Linked DNA regions of Mus musculus: region 1 is linked to region 2. Evidence: chromatin loops called from intact Hi-C (ENCODE). Cell type or tissue: left cerebral cortex. All regions are shown on one strand.

The links. A loop is a pair of places that touch in the nucleus more often than their neighbours do. Peaks named below come from ENCODE experiments on the same cell type or tissue, not always from the same donor. Only the 100,000 strongest peaks of a DNase experiment are listed, where the experiment ranks them.
Region 1: a loop joins it to region 2, with 2.5 times the contacts of the local background. A loop is called at or near these places in 3 of 42 quality-filtered maps.

What each region holds. Positions count from the first base shown.
Region 1 is chr2:105,670,490-105,678,489 of GRCm38, reverse strand. It overlaps Pax6 (paired box 6), which reads right to left and starts at 2,746. Exons shown (of 12, transcript NM_001310144.1): 1 at 2,518-2,746. RefSeq lists a cis regulatory region at 3,132-3,266, a promoter at 2,685-3,266 and an enhancer at 5,957-6,157. In left cerebral cortex, no CTCF peak of the experiment used is centred here; DNase peaks (open chromatin) are centred at 1,828, 2,172, 3,067 and 3,747; H3K4me3 peaks cover 2,997 bases; H3K27ac peaks cover 1,724 bases.
Region 2 is chr2:105,330,970-105,338,969 of GRCm38, reverse strand. The region is part of intron 3 of Them7 (thioesterase superfamily member 7); the gene reads right to left. Among named protein-coding and RNA genes, the nearest start is that of Rcn1, 64 kb to the left of the region's middle. In left cerebral cortex, a CTCF peak has its summit at 4,449 (motif pointing left); DNase peaks (open chromatin) are centred at 4,466 and 5,127.

The sequences.
Region 1 (8,000 bases), 340 kb before region 2:
CAAGGACTAGATACCATCATTGCGGTTAACTCCTACAGTCTCCTTCCTGTCTCTAGGCCAGTTCCTGAATCTATATCATGTCGCGAACAGATACCTCACCTAGAACAAAATGTCCATCATATATATATATATATATATATATATATATATATATATATATGACTCAAGCTGCAAAGGATAGCAGGTGTATGTGGAGGGTGTGTGTATGGAGGGTGTGTGTGTGTGTGTGTGTGTGTGTGTGTGTGTGTGTGTGGAGGGTGTGTGTGTGTGTGTGTGTGGAGAATTCTGTTTGCGACAGAAAACTTCCTAAGCTCTTCTCGAACCACATTTTTTACACAGCCTCATGTCTCCAAGCCGGCTCGGACCTCCGTAATACCATTTTAGAAAATTGTCTAGCTGATCCCCCAAAAGCTAGCTGATTAGTTTCCCAAGCAAGTGGGAAGGTGATAGCACTTCAGGTTCCGGTTTTGCTCGGTTCCCACCCTCCTCTCCTCTAAGAAGCTATCTAATTACCTAAGTAGTCGTTAACACTCAGTGCAGAAAGCACCCTGGGAAGCAGGGCACACCCTGCACCCGGAAGCAGACCTATTCTTAAAGAAGCTAGACCCCTCTGCCTCAGCCCAAACCCCTAGCCTAGGCTAGGTCTTTGTATTGCCTTGGAGGGGGTCATAGTCCTGCATCAGGAATGAAGGAGTATTCAGAAATCTCCAAGGCCACAAGGTCTGAGTCTCCAAGGTCCATTGGACCTCTGTCCTCCTCACTCCCTGACCCAAACCCAAGCCAGAACTCTCACACTATGCTATTGTTTCAATTATTTAAATTTCAAAACCTACTCCCGCATTCCAGAGCTGAAGTGTTCAGAGAAGCTTGGGTTCTCTCTTCCAGATGCCCTTCCTGGAAATTAGCAATTAGGGCGACAAAGTTTACCCTCCAGGGCCAAATGATTACAACTCATCAATTGCCTTCAAACATATGCAAAGATCCCCAGCAGCCCTGCTCCCGGTTAGCGGCAACCTCCTCCCCGTCAGCGGCAACAACTAACTATTCGTGCTCTTGGGTAAACCTGCTAGGCTTTCAAGGATTTTAGCTTGTCAGTTGTTTTTCTGATCCTATCTCCTCAGCCCTTCCCAAGTTCGAGTTTAACATCCAAAATGGCGAGAGAGAGAGAGAGAGAGAGAGAGAGAGAGAGAGAGAGCATTCACTTTGTTTTTAAACTTTTCAGAAAGCTCATTAATGAAAGGCCAGGTTTTTTAGCACTCGAAAAAGAAAGCATTTCCACTTGAAATTCAACTCCATTTCCCTCAATTACACTTGCTAAAATTCGAGGCTATTATGGCTCAGGGAGACTGAGGAGATCTGCCCCGGGAAAGAGGCAACAACTTTCTGAACTTTGAAAAGCCACTTTTCCTCCTGGGGTCTTAGAATCCAAAAGCTCTCGAATTACTCAGACTAATTAGCAGGGAGAGGACGCGATCCGAGGAGAGGGAAAGCCAGTGCTTTCTTGTAGTTTTTTTTTTCCCCCTTTAGGCCACACAAAGAAAAATATCAGTACACTCGAAAAGGGGGAGCAAACCGCCTTTCCAGCTCGAAACTTGTTGAAATGGCAACACGGGGTACAGCTTGGTCAATGGAGACACGGGAAAATACCCACCAAGAGCTGGAGGTGGGAGTCCACAGGACAGGGAACACACCAACTTTCGCAAGATAGAGTTGTGGGAAGCCGGGAGAGCTAGGGCGTTTGTTTCCAAATCTGAGCTCAGCGCTCGGCTGAGGCTGGAGGCGAGGGCCCTGGGGGGTGGATGGAAGCTGGCAGTCCTTGCGATCGGCTCGGAGCTCCCTCGCAGAGCGCATCCGACCGCCTCGGCCTAGTGGCTTCTTTCACCGCCCGCTCTCGCTCTGGGTCCCTCGTGGCCTCCGGCGCACGGCCGTGGTGCCCATCCAGACGGCTCCGGCTGGCGGAGGGCGCGATGACCCTTTGGTGCTCGAGTGCTGCGGGCAGTTCTGTGCCGGGAGAATCTTGCACAAAGCCGGAGCGCGGGCTGGCGGGAGGCGGCGCGGAGAGTCGGCTGGTTGGGCGCTCTTTGCGCGCTGGCTCGGCCCGGGCTGGACAAAAGCATCGCCGGCGGCTGCTCTCCGCGGCCTGGGGCACGGAGGAGCCTCTACGTCCCTTTGCGCTGACCGCGAGCTTTTGGAGGCGCTGAAGCTGAGAGCTGCGGTTTGCGGGGGCGCCCTGCAGCCTAGCTGCTCTCCGAGAGCTCCAGCCGCACTTGCGCTGGTGCAGAGCCAGCCGCCTGCCTGAAGATCCGCGCTGTTGTGGCTCGCGCGGACCGTCGCCCTCCGACGCGGGCTTTCGCTGGAAGTAGAAAGTTTGGGCTCCTGCGTGGAAACTTCTCAGGCCCAACTCTCCCGGCGTAGCAGTGGGGGAGGGGACCGGCGAGAGGGGAGGAAAGAAGAGAGGGAGAGACCTGCCAGGATATTGAAATATAAAGAAATTGAGAAGAAAGAAGCGGGACTCACCTTTAAGAGGCATCCTCTCTTTCGTCGTTGTCAAGGCTCCTGTCAAGAGTTTTGAGGGCTTTTTTTTTTTTTTTTTTTTTTTTTTTGGTTTTTGTTGTTTGGGTCCCCCCCCCCTGTTGTTGCTTAAAGACCACAACGGTTTGAAATGACGGTATTTTAAAGGAGTTGCTCGTGAGAGTTTTCTCCACGGACGCTGCTGGGTTGGTGTGTGAGAGCAATTCTCAGATCCCTGGGAAGAAGACAGAGATTGACAATAAAATGGGCTGTCAGCGGCTGGAGAGTGAGAGATAAAGAGTGTGGGGAAGTGGCTGCAGCCAGCACACCTATGCTGATTGGTGATGGCTCAAGTGTGTTAATGTGTGTGTGCCGGCGCCCGGCCTCGCCTCCACCGCTCCTCACTGGCCCATTAGCGAAGCCTGACCTCTGTCATCATCCTCCAGCAAAACACTTCCTCCTGCGCCTGAACCAGAGCGGGAAATGAGGCCGAGCCACGGTTCGCTTTTCAAACCCACTAATCACTCCGCAACATGCAAATGCACCGCTCGCTCCCACACAAAATATTGCTTTATGCAAAGCAGCGCCGGGGCCTCGCGCCAGCCGATTGGATGCTCCCTCTCCCTGCCTGGTGCAATTGGTCGGTTTGTTTGAATATGAATACACTTGTTTTCGGCTCTGCCGGTGGGTCCCGGCTTCTCTCTCCGGCGCTGGGCCCCCCGCTCCTAGGCTCTGGCGCTCGCCGAGGTCTCCCGCTCCATGCGCTTCGGCGGCCAGCGCTGCGGCCGCGAACTTGATCAGTCTAATGGAGGCCTCTGAGCTGGAAGCATGCTGCCCCCGTAACCCCAAGCTGGGCCAGGGGTTCTCAGTCCGTGGAGGTAGCAAGTTTCACCATCTCTACGAGGTCCTTTCTTGTACAGTGGCCTGCCGCTCCGCCCCATTTCACCCTAACTTCCCACCCCTTGTCCACCTCGGCCTTGGCCCCAGGACACAAAGTACAGCGGTGGCGGCTCTCTAGCCCACCTGACTTTTAGGAACAAGAGAAAAGAGGCGGGAGTGTCCCTGGATCCCAGCAGCCCCCACTCCGGCGATGGTGGCACAACTATGCCTAGGCCCGAAGAGGGCCTCCAGGCCGAGAACTCAGCGAGGCCCGGCGGTCACCCCAGCTCAGGCCTCCCGAGCCTGCCCATTTTCCCCCCACCCCACTCCCGCACCGCTGGCATTTTCTTCTCTTTCTGCTTTCCGAAGCCGCCGTGCTCAGCGGAGCGGACGCACTGCCCCAGCCTGGAGAGGCTCGAGTAAACACGCCACTTACTTTGTGTACAGAGGATTCTTGTGAAAAGCTCTGAAGAGTCCTCACCAAACACTCTCCAACTTCTCCCACGTGCCATTTGTTGACTAAGTGCGGCTGCTTTTCCAAGCCATCGAAAGGAGGGGAAGACAAGAGGGGAGGGGAAGTAGTGGAAGCCTGAGGGTGGGGGTGGGGTTTGACCAATGCTGGGAGAGATTCTGCAAGTGTGTGTCCTCGCCGGCTTTCTTGGTGTGTCAACGTGTGTCGTTGTGAGGAACCGGTTATCTGTGTGTGGTGCTTATGTATCCCCGCCAAGACTCCCTTCTCTTGGGTCAGCTCAGTCCACGGAGGCAATTCCCCTTCAACTGTTGCCAGAAAAACGGCGAGGACAGTAAGTAAATGGCTTTTCCCTCCTGACCACACACCAGAAGTCCATTTGTTGAATGCCGGACATTAGGATACACCTCAGTACACTCCAAAGACGTCCCTTGGAGTCTGCAGTTTAGGTGACAGGGGAGCAGGCAGCCGCCTTGTCCTGAGCTGTCCGGAGCTATCTCGCAGCCTGCGGGCCTTGGAGCCGAGAAGTAGAAGGCCTGAGATCCGGAACACACTCAGAACCCAGCAAAGGGAAGTGGGGTTGGCAAAGATCAGGCAAGGAGGCCGAAAGCCACCATCGAAGCCTTTGATTTTTTTTTTTTTTTTTTTTGACTTAGGGAAAGAACCGAAAGTCAGCGTCCAGCAGTAGTCTGCTCACTCAGTTGATCTCTGGCAGGCTGCGCTGATGAATCCCCATGGGAGTTGGAGCCAGATGGACGCTGCAGGCTGCCTCTGAGCCTGATTTGGACATCCTAGTCTAGCCCTTGCCTGGGGCCCAGCAATAAGGACCCAAGGAGCCTTAGCAGAGTTCCGGGGACAGAAGAGGCCTTCCGTAACCCGAGCCAGAGGTGGGTTAGCACAAACTGCTCATCTCCTCAGCTTGGGAAAGGTGGCTGACTAGCTGGGCTCACTCTGGAGGACCTAAGGCACTGGATCGGAGCTAGAAGGAAACACTGGCCAGAGGCTAAGAAGGTGGTGCCACTGCTGCAGTTGGCGGCCTCCAGTGAAAGATTTCGTAGGACCGGGACTTTCAGAGGTTCCCAGGAAGTCCTGCCTGAAGTCCAAGTTCCAGATCAGAGAAGTCAGCATTCTCCTTTTCTCCCCTTTTACATCTCAAGCAAGCATTAAAGAAGCAAGATGAGGGGGGGGGGTGCCCAGCGACTGTCCCAATTGGAGGCGGCGAATATCATTTTTACAACCTCTCAATTAGCAACCCAGTGGATTAGCACCCTCTTAAGCTTTGCCTAAGAAAGAGGCAGCCATAATCTTGTTGCTATTTCCCCCCAGGGCACTGGCTCTTTCAATCAGCCCCTTCTCCCACCCACAACCCCCATCTCACCTCAGAGAAAAGTTTTAACAAAAAAATCAGAAGAAGCTAGGAGCCTGGCATGAATGCCGCTGACGTCATTGGGTGGGGATGGGGGCTTCGGGTGGGACTGTTGGAAACTGCACAAACAAGAAACAGAAAGGACTTGGCTGCTCTAGTGTGTCAATATTTGGGGAGGGGAGCTGAGGAACAGAAAGAGGCAAAGTTTCTAAAGTTTAAGGAAAGGGATGAGAGCCAGGATCTCTCTCTCTCTCTCTCTCTCTCTCTCTCTCTCTCTCTCTCTCTCCTCTCTCTCTCTCCCTCCCTCCCTTCCTACTCTCTCTCTCTCTCTCTCTCTCTCTCTCTCTCTCTCTCTCTCTCTCTCTGCCTGTCCTTGGTGAATCATCTTTTCTGCCAAGCACCTGCTGTCGGGAAGAGACCTGGAAGGAGGGAGGCTAAAACCAAGGTGCAAGGCACTAGTAAAACGGAGACAACGCTCGGGTCGCCATTTTAACTGAGGCTTTCAACCCGTCGGAGGCCCATTTCGCTTGTCCTCCAGTGTTAGTGTTAGAATAGAAAGGCTGGCGAAGCTGCATTTTAGGCGCCCCCCCCCCGACCCCCGCTGCCTTTCACTACTACTCTGCTACTCTTTCCTCCGTTCTACCCTCTGACCCGTGCGAGGACGGGTTTTCCTCTGGCCGGGTAACTGAAAGCTCGTGGTGTAGAGTGGCGCTGGGGGCATCGAGGTTTGCCCGACGGTGTTCAGAACCTCTCTAACCATCATGGATGCGAAAGTAGGAGGCCCCTTCAGAATCACTCCCAACAGTCCCTGGTAGCCTGTACCCACCGCATTTAGTCTCTGTCCCGAGAGCGGCCCCTGGCGAGGCAAAGAAGTGCCCAGTTCTCTGGGGAAATGTGCTTTGGCCTCACAGCCTCAGAACAACCAGTACTCCATTCCGTGTTCCCACACCTCCAAACTCCCATTTTGACTGGTCCTAGCTGAGGCGCGGTTGCAGACACACTGAGGAGGGCAAGGATGAATTTCTTTGGAGGAGGAAGGTCTCAGTAAACACCCGAGACACTTTAGAGAGCTCCAAGTGTGTCTCTTTCTGCAGGCCCTGAAGAGTGGATTCCAGGGATCTCTGGGATGGCAAACAAATCAAAAGGTCATAAAAATCAAAGTCTTCCACCCTAGCCACCCAGTTCCTGATGCCTCCCTGGCTTGGGGCTTTCTCTCTCCGCTTACCCCAGCAACCTGCCTGAATCCTGCTCACCGGCTAGCCTAGCCAAAGCCCAGGACAGTACAGAAACAGAAGAGAGCCGAACGACCGCCCAGCGGCGCCTCCAGGCTTTAGCTTGACTGGAAAAAGCCATGGTGCCCTTTCCTTTCCTTTCTTCTTGCCAAATGGTTAGTGTATCTGGGCGCTCGCGGGTCCAATCCTCTTCTCTTCATATTGGTCAGCACCTCTCCCCCTCCATTTCCCTCCCAGCCCACCCCTAAAATGCTTAAATCCCGGCATTGTCCGGATGGGTGTCCCAGCAAAGAGCTTTCTTGTAGGAGGCTAGTTAACTCTCAAGCTTCCTTTCTTCCACATCCTACAGTTGTCTATATGGAAAGTAGATTCAAAGTCTCTAACGCATAGGACACCCTGAAATCCCATCGTTTTGGGATTTTTACAGATAGGGTGTCTAGAAAAGTTCTCTTTCCATTCTCCAACCCCGGGACATTCCTTCAAGTCTCCTTTTCTTCTAACCTCAGTACTAAAGAGGTAAGTGTTCAGCTTCAAATGAAAAGCTTGCTAAGGTCACCGCTCTATAGAATATGTCTGAACAGCTGCCTGGTAGAAGGGCCAGGGACTGACTCCTGCCATTTGTTTTGTTCAGGAGCTAGAAACGTGCAGGCCTGATGCTCAGGATTTTGAGACTGGGAAAGAGAGAGCAAATGTCAGGGCTGGCTCACTCCAGCAGCCTGGAACCGAACTAAGCACATCCTGACAGGCTTTTAAAATGACATTGATTGAGACAAGCTGTTCCCAACCCCAGTAAGAGTTAATCTGCCTGTTAATCAAGGCACTAAGGGGCTCAATGCGAGTTTTATTAGTGACTGGAGAGCAGAGGCAGCAGTAGCAAGGGATCAAAAGCTGAAATCCCAGATACTTTGTCAGTGCACACTCCTCCAAAAAAACAATGTATTTTTCAATTAGAGAACAATTTGGCGCTTTTCATCATTTCCTAACCCAGTCTCACAGATGGTGACTTGAAGCCTCCCCATCAGGGAAAAACTTGTGGGGATTGGGAGTCAGGGACAGAGCAATGAGGGATTAAGCCCTGGTTGTTTCCTCGGAGATCGGGGTCCACCTGGGAGAATATCCGAACTCTGGGATCAAGGCTCTGCAGCCAGATTCCTCCCGAAAAGAAAAGGAATGAAAAAGGGAAGCAAAAGAAAAAATAATACCACAAATACAGGCACTCGTCCTTCTAGGTCTGGCCAAGCATCTCTGCCAGTGCACTAGAAAGTTCTCATGCAAGATTTACTCTCTCTCTCTCTCTCTCTCTCTCTCTCTCTCTCTCTCTCTCTCTCTCCCTTTCCCTCTCTCTCTCCCTTACTTCTCTCTCCCTCTCTCCCTGGAAGCTGGATTCTCTTTGGTTTTCTTTTCCAAGTCTGGGCACTGGCGGAAATTTGAATACTAAGTTCTCCAATAATTCAAATGATACGAAGTCTGAGGGAGGAAAAAGTAGACACACCAATCCGATTTGCCCTCTGATCAAGGAGGGCAGCAGAGTAAGACCACAGCA
Region 2 (8,000 bases):
TAGCTTCAACCATGTTACCCCAAATTAATTTCAACCAGCCCAAAGAACTGTCATAATGGTGGGACTCCTTCGGCTAGACAAATCCCACCTGGCACTCCACCCTTCCTGGGAGGGTTCTCCAAGATCTCTCTAGCTGAAGCCTGCACATTAACTAGGGATAGGAAGACGTCAATGTTTCGTAAAAGTTAAAAAAAAAAAATGCAGACATCTTTAATGAAGAAAGCTCGGGTTATCAGCTCGCTAACACAGACTGTATAGGTAAAGGTTAGAGAGAATGAGGTTGAACATATCTCTAACATTTAGTAAAACGACTTCTGGAAGCTTGGGGGTCAATTTCTGAAACATCCTTTACATGATTTTTCCCCCCATAAGTTCCTCCTCGTGATAGGCCTGCCCCATGTGCATAAAGGACTTAAAGGCTAACAAAGTTAATGATACATTCTGAAAAAAAAAGAAGAAGAAGGAGAAGGAGAAGGAGAAGGAGAAGGAGAAGGAGAAGGAGAAGGAGAAGGAGAAGGAGAAGGAGAAGGAGAAGGAGAAGAAGAAGAAGAAGAAGAAGAAGAAGAAGAAGAAGAAGAAGAAGAAGAAGAAGAAGAAGAAGAAGAAGAAGAAGACGAATTCTTGATGCTGGAGTATATTCCTCAGCGACTTTCTGCTCCAGGGAGCTTAAAAACACCACATTTATTTAAAAGATGGAACACTCTTCCCAAGTTTATAATCTGTAGCAATTACTGTAATTAATAATCATTGACATCTACCGAGGCAGAGCCTGCTCACGAGTGTGTGCACATGTCTCCAGACAAAGTAGGTCCTCGGTACACTGGATGCAATGAAATCAGATCGAATTCTTGTCAGAGAATTCTTGACATCCACACAGTTTGCAGATCAGGCTAAGATATTTTGATGTGTTCCGTAAGTCCTCTAAGTGGCTAGAACTGAGGAGGAGGAGGTGGTGGTAGAGGCGAGGGAGTGGTTGAGAATGCCATGTCTGGAGACCACGAGAAAGCAATGACTCCAACCTGGGTTTTCCCAGTGATGGGGATGGAGAAATCACAAGGGCCACTATATGACTCCTTAGCAACTGCAGTATGCTGTGGTCTTACCCAGCAGATGGAGTGATGAGGGTGAAGAAGAGGGGGGAGTGAGTTCCCCTGCAGGGCATGGCAAAGGGTGCTATGTTGCAGCTGGCTTCACCTGAAGTTCCCACAAACGTCTCCAGAGACATGGGGTGAGTGGGGGTTGGGGGCCGGGAAGATTAGAGGCACTCTGGCAGCCCCAGTCCCCAGGGCCTCCAAGGTGGTCCATCTGTCTTCACGGATGGATGAGTATTCCTTTTGCCGCCCTCAGGATCCTTGTGATGTCCCCTCACAAGCCCATGGGTTCCCAGTCTGCCAGATCAGAGGCTCAGCCAGGAGGGAGTTCAGCGTTTAGGGATGGAGGAACGTCATTTTCAAGGGAGGCTGAGAGCGGCTTCCGTGTTTTGTTCCTGGCATTTATTTTTTTCAAGTAAACAAGGGCTGCATATTCTCTGCTAGATAGATCTGTTTTTGCCACATGGTTTTCAGTGTTCCTAATGAACTGTTAACAAGCTGTCAATTAAGCACACAAATTAGGAGAGATGGCACCAGAAGGGTGCTATATCAGAGCTTGCCTAAGCTACAGACTGCAGGCCCTGAAGCCCTACAGCCTTGAATTTGACCTAATGGCACCTCTGACCCATATGGGTGAAAAGGTTGTGATCAGGTTAGGCTAAGTCTTGAAGGGAGCATGTAGTGTATAAAATATAATGAAAATCAATAACAAACTTTGTGTAGAAAATCCTCTAGTAAATCGCACAGTTATTTTTCTGCGGAACTTTGTAAATCTGTTTAGCTTAAGTGGGTGCCGTGACGCCTTGACGTGCTGAGATTCCAATTGTCTTTTCTTTTCCAGCCAATTGGTTCCGTAGGCTTTCTGCCGTTTACTGGTCCTTCTGTGAGCTTATGGGGGGGTGGATTGGGGGGGGGGCGAGCATGGAGAACGCCACACAAAGGGAGAAAACTGCACAAATGAATAACTAACAAACTTCAGATGTAATTATTCCCACTCTCTGGCTGCCACTCCTCCCCCAGAGAGTCACCAGAAAGCACAGCTTGTTAGAGGAGCCCTAAATCTCCTGGGCCATTTGACTGTCAGAGAAGTGTCTAGAGAGGAACGTCTAAAGCCCTATCAGCGGTACAGAGAAAAAAGCGAGGCACATTCCCCGTGGCAGTGGGAAGTGAGGGGACACAAAGGGACATGAAAGGTTTTCTATAGACTGGGAGAAAGGAAACACACATCAGAAGTGCTTCCGGAGAGAACTGCTGGGGAAATTCCTCTTACAGAAGCAGGGCAGCACAAAGGCCAGTTACTGGTTAACTTTAAGAAAGAGAGGATGATCTGGGGGCGGGGGTGTCATGTTAACCCAGTGAATGAGATGGCTCTGTCCATGGGTTTGTGGTCAAAGGAGCCCGTGGGAGTCAGTCTAGAGAGAAAGCTGGGAGGCTGACCCTAAGCACAGGTGGTAACAATTGTTCAGGATCCCCACGCCCACAGTCAGCCATTCCCCAGTGGCCCTTGCCTGGTTGGGTTCTGAGATTTGCAGAGCAATGCCTGGCTGGTTTGCTAAGGTTTTGTGACTCAGTTTCTTCAAGATCTGGTATTTCCAATCCCCAGATGAAAACTGTCCAGGGCAGGTAGGTTCCTGAGTGCCTGCTGAGGAAGGATCTAGAGAGGGGGGGTTCTGATCCCCAAGTCTCTCTCTCAGCCCCCCCAGGCAGGTCCCTGGAGGCTAGGTCCTAGAGGTCAGGATGGCCACCTTCCCCTCCTGCGGCGATACTGCCTTCTGCCTTCTGCCTCTTACTCTCCCGTTCCTCCCTCTGCTCCATCATGCCTTGAAGACTCTTCTGGGTCACCCAGAGTGTGGGTACATGCCAGACCCCTTTACAGCTTTGGGTTGGGGACTTTTCCCTCACACAGACCTTGGCCTTGAGTCTAGCCTCTGAAGAGCAGAGCCCAAGGCTCAATAGTGGCTTTCACTGGGTGGTTGACCTCACCGACACAAACAGGACAAAACCCCATTAGAGTTCAGATGGAAGCCTTCCAAGCCAGACAGCAACCAACTGGAGGCTTTGCAGTTCTCTTTCCTGGCTGCTTTGTCTTGGTCATGGGCCGTCTTTTTTTCCAACTGGAATGTTTTGAAACTCAGAACCTCTCTTGTAGTTGAGATGGGTGATGGCAGGGACCTTCAGTGCTTGTGTATGTGATTGGCTTCCTCTGATGTTGGGCATGGTGCTAACTTCAAACATGGAGTCTTATAACTTGGTGTCCTCCAAGCTCTGCTTGTATTGAGTTTATTTAATTGTTCTGTCACCTTGCCCTCCCATTGTCTGACACTCATGACTGCTGATCCCTTAAAGGACACCCCCCCCCCACACACACACACACACAGGGAAAGAGAAAGAGACACAAACTTAAGACTGGATAAAAGTATGATTGTTTTTAAACAAACCTAAGAAAAGCAAGTCAAAGATTCATTAACCAGAATTCTTTGAAGCCTCTAATAATCCTTATTAACAGTCTTATATCTAAAAATAACCACGGGCAACCATCTAATCTGCTGGACAGAGGAGGGGCTGGTGGTTTGGAGAGCTCGCCTGGGTCCTATGCACAGTGGCTGTTTTTGTTCCCACTGTCATCTCAGCCATCAGTTTCGGCTCTGCATGAAACACTGCCTCTCTGCTATGGAAAAGCTAACTCCACTGGCTAGACCTCAGCCCCAGAGAGGCTCAGTGACAGCTTCCATGTGTCTTTCTGGACAGAAGAGCTAAATGTCATTTTACATGTTTTCTCTGTGCTAGACCTGACCAGCCGTTATCTTGGGAGCATAGGGCTTCTAGCTGCTCACCACAACAAAAAGTTCACTGACAAATTATCCTCACATAGGAAGCAGTGATAGCTCTCCTGTGAGTCAGTAGGCCTAATTTCTGCCTTATCCTGCTGATAGTTAAAAAACAAAACCAAAAACGTGTGTGTGTGTGTGTGTGTGTGTGTGTGTGTGTGTGTGTGTGTTTAACAGGTGCTCTTGGAGGCCAGAAGATAGCATCAAACAGCCTGGAACTGTGAGTCACTTGGTGACCTGGTGTGGGTACTGGGAACTGAACCTGGGCCCACTGCAAGAACAGCAAGTGCTCTTAACCCTGAAGCCATCTCTCCAACCCTTTCCTGTTAATTTACAGTCACAAGGGCATCCGAGGAGGTAGACCATGTGACAGGGAAGAGGAGGAACTGGGCAAACTGGGACAGGGCTATGCACTGGGTGGGGGCGGGGATGGTAACAAAATATTTTGTTTACAAATGCCTTTGAGGGGCTATCCTCCTCCAATTCCTCAGACTACAGCGCCAGTGTGGCCATTTGTGGCTTTCTTCTGCCCTCTAGTGGGAAAAGATGGTCAGTGTTTTTCCTTGAGTGACAGCCAGACTCTCATATGCACTTGTCGGCCTTCTTATTACATCATGAATTTTGATAAGCCCATTAGCCAGCCAGGCAGCCAGGAGGAGGATGTCTTTCTCACTTGATGACTACACAATGAGGAGTAATATATTTTAATTTAAACACCATAAACCTATTGAGTGCTTAATTAACTTTAACCGTCTTTAGGGGAATGAAGCCAATTTGAGGGGGTCAAAAGGAGTTGTTTCAATATCAAACAGTTTTACATAGTCAATCCATTCATTCGGCCTACAGCTACTGATTAACACACAAAATTAACATGTTAGTAAAAATTCATATTCAGGCCTCTGGGGAAATTAAGATTCGCATGCACAGAGCGTGATTAGCACAGCTATTGTTTCCTCCCAACAATATAATTTAATGGGTTTTTAGAATTACAGAAAGAGAGACTCGGTGCTGGTTTGAATTGATTATTTACCACAAAGCTTTGAAATATAGAAACGATAGAAAACATCTCAAGCCAAAAGGGCCAGAGAACAGAGGCAGAGGAACTCGGAGAGAACGCTGCTTTCTGAGCAAGCTGGCCAGGGTGGACTGACAGAAAGGCAGGCTAGGTGCCGCAGCCAGAAGCCGGACCGAAGGGACCGGAGAGAGGCTTTGGGGCTGCGTGGGAAAGCATGGGAAAGTACGTTTTCTGCTTTTCAGGCAAGATGGGATTGCTTCATTTAAGATTCAATCACAGGACACATCCAGCCAATTCCCTAAAAGTACGTATCTCAGGCAGCTCATGCTATTCAAACATGTCAGAGTCAAATATACGGAGAAAGAAAAAACAGGAAAAGGGTAAGGTAATTACCATATTCACAAAACGAATCTAATTCTGAGCTTCCTAGCACACAAAGGGAAAATGCTAAGTGCCCTTTAATATATATTTATCTTTATCTCATTGTCTTAAATAACGTGCTTAACCGGATAGACATGTTTCCTTCCTTGTGCTAAACTGTGAGAGCAACTGATATACAGTCATTTAGAGAAAGGCCACCGAGTAGGAGGACTGTCACCACATCTAATGACAGTCTAGTGAAAGGTACAGAGGTCTTCAGAAAGGGCTTCTTACGTCAGAGCTCCATGAAAGGTGGGAAGCTTTAAGATCTGGTGAAGCCAGCTCCGTAGGGATCTGTGCCAGCGTGGGCCAGACAGATGCTCTGACGATCTTCCTGGAAGCTGGGTGGGTACAGAATCCTTAGGACTCAGTCCAGCAGGAAGCAAGTCGGGGTTTCCACCCCTGTAATGACGAGGTTTCTAAAGCAGCAGCCATATCTCACTGAGTACCTTCAGTCTCTGTATCTCTCCATTACACTCTGCCTGGTTGGTTCTGATGTGAATACGGTTCCCTCACACCATTTCACTGAAGGGCTAGTACTATTGTGTCACGCGCTTGGGGGGGGGGGGTCACATGCTGACCATATCTCTCCTCCCTCATCTCATTACTTCCTGATTTTTTTTTTTTTAACCACATGATACAAGTCTGCAGACCCCACTGCCACAACAGATCAAAGCTCTAGGGGATGAAGCAGTTAGAAACCCACTGGACACAACATGGCTGCTCCAGGGACCTGATCTGTCCACCCAGAGACCCTGCCTTCTAAACTGTTGGGGATACCAGCATATTAGCCACGTCTTCAAGGTATCTACATTCCTAGGACTCTATTTATTTACACCCAAGTAAATAATTACAGAAGTGTTTAGAGACTCAACTCTGTAGACATTCACCTCAGCATTAACTCCTGACACGCCAGAAACACTCAACAGTAGATTGAGTAAGTCTGGCTTGTGTTAACTAGTTGTGAGTAACCAGCAGCCTAAAGCAGACCTACATATATCAATACAGAAAATGTTCATTTTATAAGGTTTAGTTAAAAGAGCACAGAATAAAGCAGTATCGCCCCTAATCCCATTGTCTTTAGGAATGAGTGTATGCAGGCAAGCGCACAAGAAGTCCAGAAGCCAGCAGCAGATGCTTAGCGTCATCATTGACGGAACCGCAGTGCATTTTTAAGCTATGATACTGCCCTATTGGTCTGAATAGCCTAGAACTTCTAGCAGTCGAATGGTTCTGCTTTGAGAAAAGGAGAGAGGCAGTGAGCTCTTGCTGTTTGTCCTGTCCCAGAGCTAGGGACAATTCCCGCCCTCGGGTGTTAGCGAGTGGCTCCCTCATGTTTGCTCTCTGATGCTCCACATTTTCACTCTTCTTCTCTCCACATCCTAGTCTGCAGTCTGACCCTGACCCTCCTCATCATCACCCTGAATGTCTGAAAGTCCCATGGAGTGGGGTTTTTCCTCCTGGGAATCCAGCAAGAAAGTGGTACTCAGGTTAGAGGACTCTGGGATCACAGCCTTACACAGTTCCTCTGCTTTTCTGGGACAGAGGTGTGGTAGTCGAATCACAGAACGGTGTGGGAGAAAGACTGAGGTCTGTCCAGCATAGCAACCCAACCTGCCTGCCTCTAGACTTTTTATATGAGAAACATCACATTCATGCTTCAGCCCTGTTATTTCGAATTGTCTGCTCTGTGTGGTCATTTCTATTCCCCCAGTGGCAGATACAGTTATATTGGGGAAACACTATTTTCCTAGACCCTTTGGAGAATGCTGTGTCCGTCTCAGGACTGTGTTCGACTGGTGTGGGGTGAGGCAGGATTGGCTTGTTTGTTGGTTGGTTTGGGCTCAGGTTTACGTTTGCCTTCTCTTGGCTCAACACCCTTAGAATCCATTTCTGGTCTTCCCATACTACCTAGTGCTAACCTCTTTTTATAACAATAGCCATGTTGTCTCAGTATGAAACACCCCTCCCTGACAGTTTCACGGCGTGAATGCCTGGCTGATGGAGCTTTGGGTGGAGGGGTGGAGCCTGAAGCAGGTGAGGCCCCGGTGATGGAAGTCGATACCTAGGTATGGACCTTTGCAGGTGACACCTGGTCCCTGGTTCCTGCCATGCTCTGCTGTGAGCAGCTTCTACCATATGTATCTGCCACCAGGAGATGTACTGTACATTCCACCACACCTTCCCTGCCACGATGGACCAAAACTGTCTGAAACCCTGAGCCCGAATAAATATCTCTCCCCTTAAGCTGTTTCTGTCAGATAGCATCATCAAGATGATGCTGCAGAAAATGAAAGAGCAGTTGCTGCTTATTAGTCTGTTCAGGGCACCAGACACATAGCTAATCAGTGCTTTGTGTAGGCTGCCTCGCATAGCGCTCATAGCAGACTAAGGTGTAGGAACATGGCCTCTTCATTTAAAGATGAGATGAGAGGGTCTTGGAAAGATGAACCACTTGCCTTTAGCCATTCAGTTAATGGTTAGAAGTTAGAGGCCAAGCCACACTGCTTTGTGGCTAGAACAGTATCTTGCACTGTGCCCTTCCCACTCTGTGATGCCCAACATCTAGAGACACCGAAGGTTAGCTGAGTAGCCCACCGGCTGGTCGAGTACAGTTCATTCCTACTCAACTACCCTGGCTGGGAT